Regions from separate parts of the Homo sapiens genome. Here region 1 is linked to region 2. The links are chromatin contacts, found by Hi-C or POLR2A ChIA-PET in ENCODE. All regions are on one chromosome and are shown on one strand. The core of a region is the stretch at or near the end of the contact, and the rest is flanking DNA. Distances in the headings are between cores, read along the strand shown. Region 1 holds the start of IDH3A (isocitrate dehydrogenase (NAD(+)) 3 catalytic subunit alpha). Region 2 holds the start of TSPAN3 (tetraspanin 3).

Region 1 (6,881 bases), core at 1,288-3,787, 1.1 Mb after region 2:
GACTGGCCCTCAGCGAAAGTTCAGCAGTTAGGAGAACTGCCTTAGTACTTAGGAAGCTTCCTAGTGTGAATGCCAGCATCATCACTTACTAGCTGTACTTCAGTTTTCTCATAGGGTTGTTGTGAAGATTAAATGAAGACTGGACAAAGTCAGTCAATGTTTATTTCACAATCACTGAGCAGCAAGTATTCCTTGTGTACCAGTCTCTGTTCCAGAAACAACGTCATAAGAGATCATCAAGATTATCTCTGGACTTAAGGCATATCTTCTCTCTATCTCTTTTGAGACAGAGTCTCGCTCTGTCACCCAGACTGGAGTGCAGTGGCATGATCTCGGCTCACTGCAACCTCTGCCTCGTGGGTTCAAGCGATTCTGATGCCTCAGTCTCCTGAGTCACTGGGATTATAGGCATGTGCCAACACGCCCAACTAATTTTTGTATTTTTAGTAGAGACAGGGTTTTGCCATGTTGGCCAGGCTGGTCTCCAACTCCTGACTTCAAGTGATCCACCTGCGTCGGCCACCCAAAGTGTTGGGATTACAGGCGTGAGTCACCACGCCTGGCCCAAAGCTTATCTTCTCAATGGCACACAGCAGAAGAGAATGTGATGTTTCCCAGGAGAGGTGGGAGCCAAGTGCTAGAGGGCTCTGAGTAAGGAGAGGGGGACACATTCGTGGGTCTTGGGGGCTTTTACAACTTTTACTACTTCCCAACATGTAAGCTGAGTCTTGACAAGGAGCTAGAATTTCAGCCAGTAGAAGTGGGGCAAGAGGGCATTGAGGCTGAGGGAATGGCACGACCATAGGCACGGAGAGGTAAAATATGGGAAGCATTTGGGGGCTGGCCAGCAGTCCTAGTTGGCAGGCGCTCCAGGTCTTTGGGGCTGGAAGGAGTGGTGGGAAATCAGGCTGAAAAAAGACAGTGGTGTGAGAGGAGAGTGCAAGGGAGAGCCAGGAGGTTTCAGAGCCGGGGCGAGCCCTGGTCAGAGCTGTGCCTGAAGGGGAGGGCAGGTTGGCAGGTGAAGAGGCTGTTGTAAGAGCCTGGGCCTGAGGTGGTCTGGCCCGAAGGAGGGCAGGGGTGACATTGGGGATGGAGGAACTGTGGGAGAACACTTCAGGATGGGACTGCCAGGGCCTGATGAGGGGAAGGGGCCCAATGGAAAGGGGTTGATAAAAGCCCTCCTTCCTGACAAGGCCACAGACTTAGCTGCAGTTTATTATTTAGGTCATAAAAGCTCTTGGGATCACTTCTCTACTGCACTCATCACCTCTCTGGGTGGGTAGGCAGCTCCTCTCTGGATAGAACTCTTCCCAGGGTAGGGTAGCAGAGACCTGGTTTAAACACCTGACCTCCCCTGGCACCCAGCTAGAGGCCTGGCCATCAGCAGGAACTCAGGAGTTTGTGATGGACAGGGAGAGGACAAGGGGAAAGGTGAGTATGGATGTTATTTCTTCAGAGAAGCATTCCCTGACCTCCAGGTTAGGTTTGAATCAGGTTGCCTGATTTTGCCTTGCCATAGCTCCTTGCTCTTTTGCTTCTTGGCGCAACAGTTTTAATGACATGTGTGTGACACTTGATTGAAGCCTGTCTTTCCTACTGGACACTAAGCCCCAGCACTTAAAACAGTGCCTGGTGTCTAGTTGACCCTCAGAAATATTTGTTGAGCTAAATAGACAGATTAGTAGTTGCCTGGGATTGAGGACAGGAGCGGGATTGACTATAAACGGACACAAGGAACATTTTCATATGCTCAAAAACTGGATTGTGGTGATGGTTGTGCAACTGTTTACATTTACTAAAAATCATCAAACTGTACACTTACAGTGAGTAAATGTTACTATATATACATTATACCTCAATAAAGCTGGTAAAAAATAAAATTCGGCCAGTCGCAGTGGCTCACTTTGTGAGCCTGGGGCAAGCAGATCGCTTGAACTCTGGAGTTCCAGACCAGCCTGAGCAACATAGCGAGGCCCCATCTCTACGGAGAAAAAAAAAAAAAAAAAAAAAGAAAAAGAAAAGAAAAAACAAAGTTGGGCTGGGCTTAGTAATTACTTGATCCCAGGAGGTCGAGGCTTTGTAGTGAACCTGTTCGCGCTACTGCACTCCAGCCTGGGCGACAGAGTGAGACCCGGTCTCAAAAAAAAAAAAAAAATCAAAATTTGTGGAATAAGAAAATTATGTGTCTTTCTCCACGGGATTGTAAATTCTATGAGGAGCGCTATATCCCCAAGATCCTAGAACATTAATCAGCACCTAGTAGGTGTGGAACAAACGTCTTACCTTAACAGCGAGTCAATGAACCAGGGAGGGGAGGAAGAAGCTTTCCCGGAGATGCCGGCCCCTCAGTTTCCGGGTTCGCCTGGCGCTCAGCCAGGCCAGTCACAGAGAGACGAGCCCGGCGATTCGCCAGCGGAATGTCCAGGGGCGGGGCAGCGAGCGAGCGCGAAGCAATCCTGAGGCGGTCTAGGGGGCGGGGCGTTCAGGGGGCGTGGCCGTGCAGGGGCGGGCTCCGAGCGTGGGGTGGGCGCTTGCGCACTGCCGCTGCGGCTGTTGCTGCGGAGCCAGGAGGGGAAGCGATGGCTGGGCCCGCGTGGATCTCTAAGGTGAGCGCTGGCAGGCCGGCGTGTGGCAGGCAGGCAGGCCGCGAGGGCTGGCAGGAGAGCCGGTCGCGTGCCGGGTGTGGGCGGGCGCGTGGGCCAGACAGGGAGGCGGTGGCTGCCCGCGGGGACAGCTTGGGAGCCGGTCCTGGTCGCCCGTGCCCCGCGCTCCGTGGCCGGCTCGCAGTGTATGGGCCGCCCCGGGCCGGGTCAGCAGCGCAGAGGCGGGGACGGCGTCAAGGTCAAGGCGGGGGGGCGCCGGCCCTGCTCCTGCCGAGACCCGGCTGCCGTCACCCGCATCCGCCCAGGCCAGAGCCCAGGCTTCGCGCCGAGCCCGGGAAGGTCACGGGAGCCTCTGTCCCGGCTCCGCCATCCGGGCCGCTTCCCCGGCTGCGGCCCTGCTGCGGGACTGATCCCCTCAGCACTGCCCACACCTCTCATCCGCTGTCTGCGCGGCCCTTGGCCGGGGAACCGCAGGTGCCACGGGCACTGGCGTTGAGCTTGGGAGGTTTTCCCAGGTGAGAGAATCCGGGGGCCCTTTTCCCTATCAGATTGTTTTCCCTTTGGCGCTCTTCCCAGTCAGACCTCTAGTGCTCTTGTAGCTATTTCCCCTTCATAGGATAGGGCATCTTACACCTCGGAATTACCGTCTGAACCTTCGGAGAGAGAGACCAGCAGAGCCTTCCTTTTACCTTTCATTGGTGGGAATCCTGCAATCTGGAGCGCTTTAGCTCTCCTTGACAGCTCAGATGCCAGAGCTGGAAAGGGTTTCAGATCATCTATGCAGTTCCGTAGCTTCTCAGTGGAACTAACCTGTGCCTGAAGAAGAATTTGCTCAAGGTCACACAGGAGGTCGGTGTCAGAGCAGGGAGAGGAACCTAGGTGTCTTGGTTCCCATTTCCCAAGGTCACATAGCAAATGATGGTACAGGCCATCAGGCCTCAAGTCTCCTGTTGCTATGAAAGGGTGGTCCCCTAGAAATCTATAAACAATTTAACGTTTTTCTGTAAGTTTGATACTACTTTTCTCCCATTTTTTCGGTTTAAAGAGAGGTCCAGAGATGCACTGTTATTTAAGGAAAAGATCTCTGTACTGGAATTTAGGAGTCTCAGATTTAAATCCTAGCAATGCCACTGATTGGCTGTGTGACCCTAAGCAAATTACTAAACATCTCTAAGCCTTAATATGCCCATCTGTGAATATCTATACTTACATCACAGAATTGTTTGAGTATTAAATAAAATAATGTATGTGAAAGCACTTGGTATGTACAGAAGGAAAACAAAAATCTGAAGCTTTCTTATCAATATGTTTATCTGTCTCCAACAGACAGTGGTTTTCATGGGCATCATTAACTGGTTTTTTTGTTCAATAACTAGATTCTACTTTGTCACCCTCTTCAGACCCAGATTTGCTTGTGATGATAACTCTTATGTCACATTTGCTCCTAAAAGTAAAGCAACTTCTGTGTCACTGTGAAAACTGAACTCAGTCCTTTAATCTCTGAACTTACATTTAACACCCAATTCATCTTTGGTAGGTACATTTGCCTTCACAGTGAGGCACTAAAGCAACACTTGATAATGATTGTGCTGGTAAATCTGTTTTGCCTTTAGTGTGATCTGCATGAAAAAACCCTCATAGTAGGTATTCAGAAAGTGTTGGGTTGTGGAGTCAGAAGATGAGGTTCTCTGACATGCACTCCCTGTGTGACCTTTGGCAGAGTCATTTGACTTCTGGGCCAGCTTCTCACTTTAGGGATTGGAGCAGAAGGTGGCTCAGAGGCTGACCCCAGGATGGTGGAGGTGCTGAGCTGGATGCCGGTTTCAATCAGGACAGTTCCTCTGTTGAGTTTCCATTTCAGGTTGTGGCCAGGCATGGTGGCTCATGCCTGTAATTCTAGCACTTTGGGAGGCCAAAGTGGGCGGATCACTTGAGGTCGGGAGTTCAAGACCAGCCTGGCCAACATGGCGAAACCCCATCTCTACTAAAAATACAAAAATTTGCTGGGCGTGGTGGCGCACGCCTGTAATCCCAGCTACTCGGGAGGCTGAGGCAGGAGAGTCACTTGAACCCAGGAGGTGGAGGCTGCGGTGAGAGGAGATCATGCTCCTACCTGGGTAACAGCAAGACTCTGTCTCAAAAAAAAAAAAGATTTTTTTTTTAAAACCCATCTCAGAACCCATGTACAACACTATTTACATGTTTTTAAGTTAAAAAGGAAATGAGTTGTGGATTAAGATGGCCCACGACCTGAAGTCCAAAGTTCAGGGTTTTGGTCCAGGCTTCATGAACCTGGCCTCAGTTTCCTCATCTGAAAAGTGCCAATAATGCCTATCTCTACAGGTTTTATATAAATAAAATGATGTGAGATATATATATATATATGCATATGAGTATTCTATAAAGTAGAAGTCCTGCCATCTCAGCCTTCCATGAAGCTGGGACTACTGGTGTGTGCCACCATACCTGGCTAACATTTAAAATTTTTTTTGTAGAGGTAGGGTCTCACTCTGTTGTCTAGGCTGATTGGTCAGGTCTTCTGTCACAGAGACATAAGCTAGTTTTGTGTGAATGTCTTTTCCCTCTTTTTTGGGCTGGGAGAGGAGAAAGGACTCATGTCAATTTTTTTTTTTTTTTTTTTTTTTTTTGAGACAGAGTTTTGCTCCTGTTGCCCAGGCTGGAGTGGAATGGTGAGATCTTGGCTCACTGCAACCTCCACCTCCTGGGTTCAAGCGATTCTCCTGCCTGAGCCTCCCAAGTAGCTGGGATTACAGGCACCCACCATCACACCCAGCTGATTTTTGTATTTTTATTAGAGACAGGGTTTCACCATGTTGGCCAGGCTGGTCTTGAACCCTGACCTCAGGTGATCCACCGGCCTCAGCCTCCCAAAGTGCTGGGATTACAAGCGTGAGGCACTGCGCCCGGCCTTTTTTTTTTTTTTTTTTTTGAGATGGAGTTTTGCTCTTGTCACCCAGGCTAGAGTGCAATGGCGCGATCTTGGCTCACCGCAACCTCTGCCTCCTGGGTTCAAGTGATTCTCCTCCCTCAGCCTCCTGAATAGCTGGGATTACAGGCATGTGCCACCACGCCTGGCTAATTTTGTATTTTTAGTAGAGACAGGGTTTCTCCATGTTAGTCAGGCTGGTCTTGAACTCCTGACCTCAGGTGATTTGCCTGCCTCAGCCTCCCAAAGTGCTGGGATTACAGGCGTGAGCCACCGCATCCGGCCTCATGTCACTTTTATGCTCTGCTTGTCACGAAGTAACCTTTAAATGGTGCTTTGGAAAATTTTATTTTACTTAAAGTTCTGGGTCATTGTGATGACTTAGGTGCAGTACTGCTTTATTCTAAGATCATGCAAGAGAGATGACAAACATGGAAAAGACTGGTCCTTAAAGAAGATCATTGCAAGTATTAAGGCTACTTGTTGGCTTGGAAACTCTTCAGATAGAGATGTGACTGAGGCTGGACTCAGTTTTGTTTGATTGTTGTTTTGTTTTTTTTTAAATTATTGAATACCTTCTATGAGCCAGGGACTGTTCTAGACACTAGATACAACAGTGAACAAAACACAAATCCTTACACTCCTGGGTTTACATTGCTGCCCCCAGCATATGCAGGTAGGATGGGTTTACATTTTAAAATCAGTTGTTTGAGTCGGGTCTTTTTCATTCTTTCTTTCTTTTTTTCTTTTTTTTGTCCATTACCTAGGCTGGAGTGCAGTGGCATAATCATAGCTCACAGAAGCCTCAAGCTCCTGGGCTCAAGCAGTCCTGAGCTCAAGCCGACTTAGCCTCCCATGTAGCTGAGACCATTGGTGTGCACCACCATACCTGGCTAATTTTGTAGAGACAGGGTCTCACTTTGTTGCACAGCCTGGTTGGTTGGGTCTTCTGTCACAAGGACATGAGTTTTGTGTGAATGTCTTTTCCTTCTTTTTTGTTCAGGGAGAGGAGAAAGGACACATGTCAATTTTCTTGTCACAAAGTAGCCTTTAAATGGCCTCCCTTCCAATAGCCCACTCGCTGGTGGATGAATCATGCCCTAGGATTAACATTTTGGCCAATGGTTTTGGCATTCTTTTGGATTTGGCCCAGTCTTATTTTCAATGCAGAGTCATGACTATAGATACCAGAAGATTAGAGAATAAAATTCATTCATACCTTTCTTGGCTGTTGGTTGTTACCAATAAATATTTCAGCAAAGGTTCAGACCCCAGAAAAAAACATCAAGATAGGATATAACAAATGTGTCTTTGCTCATGTATCTAGCAGG
Region 2 (6,195 bases), core at 1,925-4,424:
GGCTGTATCACACCTTGGGTGTGCTACTTTGGCTCAGTCAACCTTAATGTTCTCCTCTAAAATGTACCTAATATTCCCTGCTAGATGGGAAAGCTGTGAGGATATGCCATGTAAAGTGTTTAGCACAGTGCCTGGGGTATAGTAACTCAAATGTTAGTTGCCATTACCCATCATCATCAGATTCCCACAGTTAGTCCACAAACTAATACTTTCTTGGGAGACATACCTAATGCTGTTTCCTCATTAGCTACATTGCACTGTGACACATTTGCCCCCAGCGTATCTGCTTAACTTCCTTATCACAGCTCACAAAAACTTTACTACCCTACTAACCAAGATAAAGCATATTTTTACTAAACATTACCACTTCAGTCTTGGCAATAACCCGCTATGAAAAGCACCACTGAAGTTCAAAATAACTTTCTTCACTGGAATAACAGTACATATATTTACACAATATCCAAAGATTCAGAGGAGTCACTTAGAACTGATATTTTAGAGTAAATAAAAATCTAATTTAAAGAAAATGGTTACTGTATTTCCAATATTTTGTTACATGAACAATTCCAGTCCCTGAGCTTGAATAACCTAGAATTCACCTAATATTCTTCAAAATCAAATAGTTATGGCCATAAATTCACAAGGAACTGTAAAGAGTACAAAGCCACATCTTTACCTCTTAGGTAGCTTACTAGCTGACAACGTGTTTCTCATTTGGGGACCCCTGAAAATTATTTTTCCTTTTAAAAAAGCCTGTAACTCTTAAAAAAGATAAATAAAAAATAAGTGAGAACACACGGTGCTTGGTTTTCTGTTCCTGCATCAGTTTGTTGAGGATGATGGCTTCCTGCTCCATCCATGTCCCTGTAAAGGACATGATCTCATTCTTTTTTGTGGCTGCGTGGTGTTCCATGGTGTATATGTGCCGCATTTTCTTTGTCCAGTCTACCACTGATGGCCATTTGGGTTGGTTCCATGTTTTTGCTATTGTGAACGGTGCTGCAGTGAATATATGCGTGCAAGTGTCTTTATAACAGAATGATTTATATTCCTTTGGGTATGTACCCAGTAGTGGGATTGCTGGGTCGAATGGTAGGAGAACGTCATATAATTTCTACATGCCAAGAAATAGTATTCTTCTTTTCATTTGTTTTCCAGTCATTTAGAAATGTAAATATTATTCTGGGCTCTCAGGTTGTAGAAAAACAGGTAGCTAACCGTTTTGTGCTCTTGGGCCAGAGATTGCTGACTCCTGGTTTATAACGAGATGCTATGAGAATTAATGACTTAATCATTGTAGAATACATTTCTCTTTATGGAATAAAAAATGTTATGGATGCATAAGTAGCAGTAGGTATATAGATACGTATTAAATTAGCAAAAGATGCCCTTATAATGGTCAGATTCACAAATCATGCCACATCTACAAAGAGAAGACTGATACGACTTTTGCTAATGGAACTGGTTCTATATGTGCATTTCATTCTTCACAATAAACTCAAGAAACTGAAAAAATAAAATAAAATAAATAAATAAGCCTGTAACTCAAATTAAAGTATAAGAAACACTGCTCTAATTGGAAAAGAAGAAATCACGGAAATGCCAATGTCGCCTGGGTGTTTGCCAACAGCTACTACCTCCCAGTTAGGACTCTTCACACACAAACGCCCCGAAGGACTCTGGCAATACAAGTGTGTAGCAAGTGCTTTTTAACATATAACCATCCTTTTATGAGACAGCTGTCAGGATATGAAGTTTTATCCCTTGTTGGGGGGTCGGGGGAGGAGGAAAGGATTCTTTCCAGAACAGGTGTGCGTATGCGTGGGAGGGAGGAGCTGAATGGGGAGGAGGAAGAGGCACAGTATGGTTAACCGGAATGTTCAAGGAGTGCTCTGGCGACTGTGGACAGAGCAATCTGTCCAGGGCACTCAAGTGTTTAAGGAAATGACAAGTTCAGAGAGGCAAGGTGATTTGGGACCAGACTGAGGACTTCTGCTCCAAGACCAGGGGAAGGAGTTGAACCTTATTCTACCGCTGAAGCTTCTGTTTTCCTTATTTTCAGATCAAGTGATGTGATAGAGGAAACGTTTTAAAAGATTTATCCGGGTGCAAAGTCCAGATGGGCTGGAGGGTGGAGAGACGGATAGGAACAACTTAGGTTACTATAAAAGTCCCTGATGAGATAAGGACCCAAACTAAGATGACATAAACATTCCTTTCAAAGAGGGTGTACCCCTTAAAAATTCATAAGCCACCTTTTATTGAAAGTGAACTCATCACTTTCAAAATCTTGTGACATCTCCATCATATATTTAACCAAGAGTTATAATCTCACAGTTTGGTCACCCCCATGACCAAAACAAATAGACCGATGTTCTTGGTCAATGGATTATTTGGCTCCTCGAGTTGAAACCCTTCATTTTCTGGGCTGGTGACAGTCAGCCGGTTCTCCACACACAAAGGGCGTTAAGTGGAACCCCCGCCCCGGCTCCGCAGCGTCCCCGCGGATCTGCCCGCCTCGGGACGGCCACTCGTCTGCGAGGCCCCGACAAAGAGCGCGGAACCTGAGCCTCTGGCGAAGATCCTATTTCGAGCCCGACGTCCTGCTACAGTCTGCAATAAGCGCTCTCCGTCCAGCCGGCGACTCCGGGGGGGGGAGACTGGGGCGCCTGGCACGGAGCCAGCCCGCGTGGGCCGAGCGCGGAGGCGCCGGCTGGAGGCCGTGGAGTCCCTGAAGGCCTCCCCTCGCTGTCCTCCGCGCCCAGGCTCCCGGCTTGGTCCGGCAGGGACCTCGCGAAGCGGCCTCACACCCGGCCCTCCCCTCGCCTCAGCCGCCTGAGGGCCCGCGCGCGGCCCCCGCGCGCCCGCCCAGGCCCAAGCCCGGCCCCCACGGGCGCCTCCGCCGCGGCCTCGCCCGGCCCCGCCGCCGGCCCCTCGCTCTGCCCGGCCCCGCTCACCCAGAAGATGAGGTTGAGAAAGACCAGCACGGTCTTGGAGGAGGTGATGCCGCACTGGCCCATGGCGCCGGTGGCCCGCGAAGGCCCGGCCCGGAGAGCGGGGCTGCGCTCACCGAGAGAGCGGCAATGGCGGCGGCGCCTCCTCGCTAGGAACTGCACGGCCTGCGCGGCGCTCCCCGCAGCCCCTGCGCCGTCGCGCAGCCCCGACCCCAGCAAGTGCCTCGCTCCTCCGCGCAGCCGCCGCAGTCCCCTCAGGGCTCCCGCGCCGCTCCCTGGCAACCGAGTCCCGCCCCACGCGGCCGGTAGCTTCAGCCAATCGCCTCTGCGGAGGCTGCAGTGAGGCCACGCCTCTTAAAGGAGCCAAGGCCTCAGCGCCTTTTCTTGGCCTCTGGCCGCCCTTGGACGCAGATGGCTCCCTAGGGAGGTTCTGGTGGACCAAACCCACTCTCCTCCTATGACTATGCCACCCTTATAGATGATTCAGAGCCCTCTGAGTGCTATCTTTCTACCTAGCCCATTCTCCCCTAGGAAGGTTGGAGACACTAATCTCTGCCTGACCAGATTCTCCTGACCAGGTTAAAATCTTGGCAGCACTGTTGGTGAGAAGTGCAAAGAAAAACAACAAATACTTATGGAGAAACTTATTGTACCAGGCGCTGGGCTAGACCTCAGAAGAGTCAGAGAGGAGAAAAGGCTGGTGATGGCGTTAGCAAGGCAGAGACATGTTTGTGTGGGTGAGTGGTTGGGAACAAGTTCTATTCCAGGGTAGTAAGTTTTGGACCAAGATTCGCAACGATTACAGAAACATCTCTTTGCATTGCAACATTTCACATTCTTCCCCCAATCTTGAATCCGTCATAGCAATTAATTATTGGGTGCTCACCCGGTGCCAGGCTCCATTAGTTCATTTAACCCCCACCACAACCCTGGATGGAAGGCACTATGGTTATCAGCCTCATTTTACTGATCGGGTAATTGAGGCTTAGAAAGGTTAAGAAGTTCGCCCAGAGCCACACATAGTAAGTGGTCTAGTGCAAAAAACACATCATCAGTCACACAATAAACTGCCTCTGTTTGCTGTCTTTCCTGCCATTATAATCCTGCACTCCCTCCTTGACCGCGCCCGTAAGGATTTCCATTTACTGGTCTTTATCAGCTCGCTCTCATGCAATCTCCCCCACTCATCACCTTTCCCAGGCACTCTCAGAAGTACCTGTTAATCTCAGCATCCTGTGCATTTACACCAAGCAGCAGCAACAGCCATTTATTCACTCATCAAACTTGCCGCGTGTCCCCTCTGGGCCTCACTGTTGTCGGTGGTGGATATTCCACTGTGAGCAAGACGTATCCTTCCTTCCATGGCTTACATTCGTTCGGGCAGAGGAGGCAGACCATAAACAAACGGGCAAGTGGGTATATGACATGAGGTAGTGTTAGGAAACAATTCAGAGGAAAGGAATAGAGTGATGAGAGGAGTCCTCTCTGAGGAGAGAACATTGGAGGGGACCCAAGGGAGGTGAGGGGAACAGCCCAAAGATGAGAGCAGCAAGGACAAAGGCCCAGAGACCGGAACATGATCACTGTGCTGTAGGAAGGGGAACACAGAGAGCCTAGTGTGCTGGAGGTGAGCGAGGCCGGATCACCAACAGCCTACTACGCCAGGCAGAAGCCTTTGAGCAGACCAGTAACACCATCTAAGTGTTTCAAGTGCCATTCTTGCCATACCATGGAGGTCCTAGTTAAAGAAAGAAAAATGATGGGCTCTCAAACATGATTCCCTTTGAACATCTATCTTCTTGACGCCTCTGCCCTCTGTAAATTTCTCTGTCTGCTTTGCTCTGAGTGCTTTTCCTCCTTTTCCAAAACATCCCCTTTGCATTTCTTCATCCTCATCGTGTCCCTTCTCATTTCCCTGTGAAGGTCTCATCAAGTCCTTCTTGTGCCTTCTCCTTGAGTGGGTCTCAGACCCCCCCCCCCCCCACATTACAATCATCTGGGCCACACAGACAAACTCCATCAGATTCTCTGGGGGCGAGCCTCAGGGAATCAGGTGTTTTTCAAAAACACACCAGGTGATTCGAATATGCTGTTGGGGCTGCAAACCACAGTTCTGAGTTTACAAGCATGGTCATGCCTCTCCTATCCTAAAAAGAAAAGCCTCTCACTTAAACACCATGTTTTACTTTTTCTTTCTTCTCTTAGCCAAAGTTCCTAAAAGAGTCATCTCATCCAGTGCTTCTCAGACTTTGCCTTGCGCACAGATCACCTGAGGATGCAGACTCCAGGTGGTGGGGGTGCAGCTGGGCCCCTCTTTGTAGCAAGGGGCTGGACTTCTGCCCTTGACTCTTTTGCTTCCCACTCACTTTTTTTTGTTGTTGAGATGTAGTCTCGCTCTGTCGCCCAGGCTGGAGTGCAGTGGTGCAATCTCCGCTCACTGCAACCTCCGCCTCCCAGGTTCAAGCGATTCTCCTGCTTCAGCCTCCTGAGTAGCTGGAATTACAGGTGTCCACCACCACACCTGGCTAATTTTTGTATTTTTAGTAGAGACGGGGTTTCACCATGTTGGTCAGGCTGGTCTTGAACTCCTGACCTCATGATCCACCTGCCTTGGCCTCTCAAAGTGTTGGGATTACAGGCGTGAGCCATCGTGCCTGGCCTCACTTTTTGACTCACTGCCATGTGGCATCACCCCCACAGTGCCACCGATATCGCTCTTGTCAATGTTACCAGTGACTTATCTGCTACCCCTTCTCTGAGGTGGCATATATCATGGTTAAGAGCACAGGCTCGGGGACCAGGTAGCCTAGCTGGGTCCTCTCTCTGTGCCTCAGTATCCCCATCATAGGGAGAAAATGATGATGACATTACTTCCCTAATTATCATGTGATTGCTGTGAGAATTAAGTGCATTCATATACATATAGCTGTCAGAAAAGTACCTGGCACACAGGTGCTTTGTAATCACCGGAGTTTACTGTTTCCGAGACCTAACCATATTTGGCTCCGTTGACTTCTTCGTACTCAGAACTCTGCCTTTCCTTAGCTTCCATAACACCATCATCTCTTAGTTCACTGTCTGCCTTTGCAGCAGCACCTGTTCCTTGCACCCATTGGATGTTGGTGTCTCCCAGAGTTCTGGCTTAGGTCTTTTGATTTTCTCAACCAACCTGGGCCAGCTCACCCAGAGCACTGGATTCCGTTGCTATCCACGTGCAGGACTTTCCTGAACCTACAGCTTC

The links. Hi-C counts contacts between places; a loop is a spot of excess contacts on that map. ChIA-PET counts read pairs that join two places held with the same protein, here RNA polymerase II (POLR2A). Pooled maps may share reads with other maps.
Region 1: a map of CD8-positive, alpha-beta T cell shows a loop between it and region 2 (10-fold over the local background). The contact joins the promoter of IDH3A here to the promoter of TSPAN3 in region 2. A Hi-C loop is called at or near these places in 1 of 168 maps with a recorded cell type or tissue (CD8-positive, alpha-beta T cell) and 6 of 50 pooled maps. POLR2A ChIA-PET finds 5 or more read pairs at or near these places in 2 of 52 experiments (PC-9 and activated CD4-positive, alpha-beta T cell).

Annotation. Positions count from the first base shown.
Region 1 is chr15:78,146,825-78,153,705 of GRCh38, forward strand. It overlaps IDH3A (isocitrate dehydrogenase (NAD(+)) 3 catalytic subunit alpha), which reads left to right and starts at 2,538. Exons shown (of 11, transcript NM_005530.3): 1 at 2,538-2,606. The coding sequence starts at 2,580. LOC124903534 (a long non-coding RNA gene) reads right to left here and starts at 2,395. Exons shown (of 2, transcript XR_007064725.1): 1 at 2,284-2,395; 2 at 1-908. RefSeq lists a silencer at 2,498-3,077.
Region 2 is chr15:77,067,935-77,074,129 of GRCh38, forward strand. TSPAN3 (tetraspanin 3) reads right to left here and starts at 3,175. Exons shown (of 7, transcript NM_005724.6): 1 at 2,958-3,175. The coding sequence starts at 3,020. RefSeq lists silencers at 1-20, 2,642-3,341 and an enhancer at 3,482-3,541.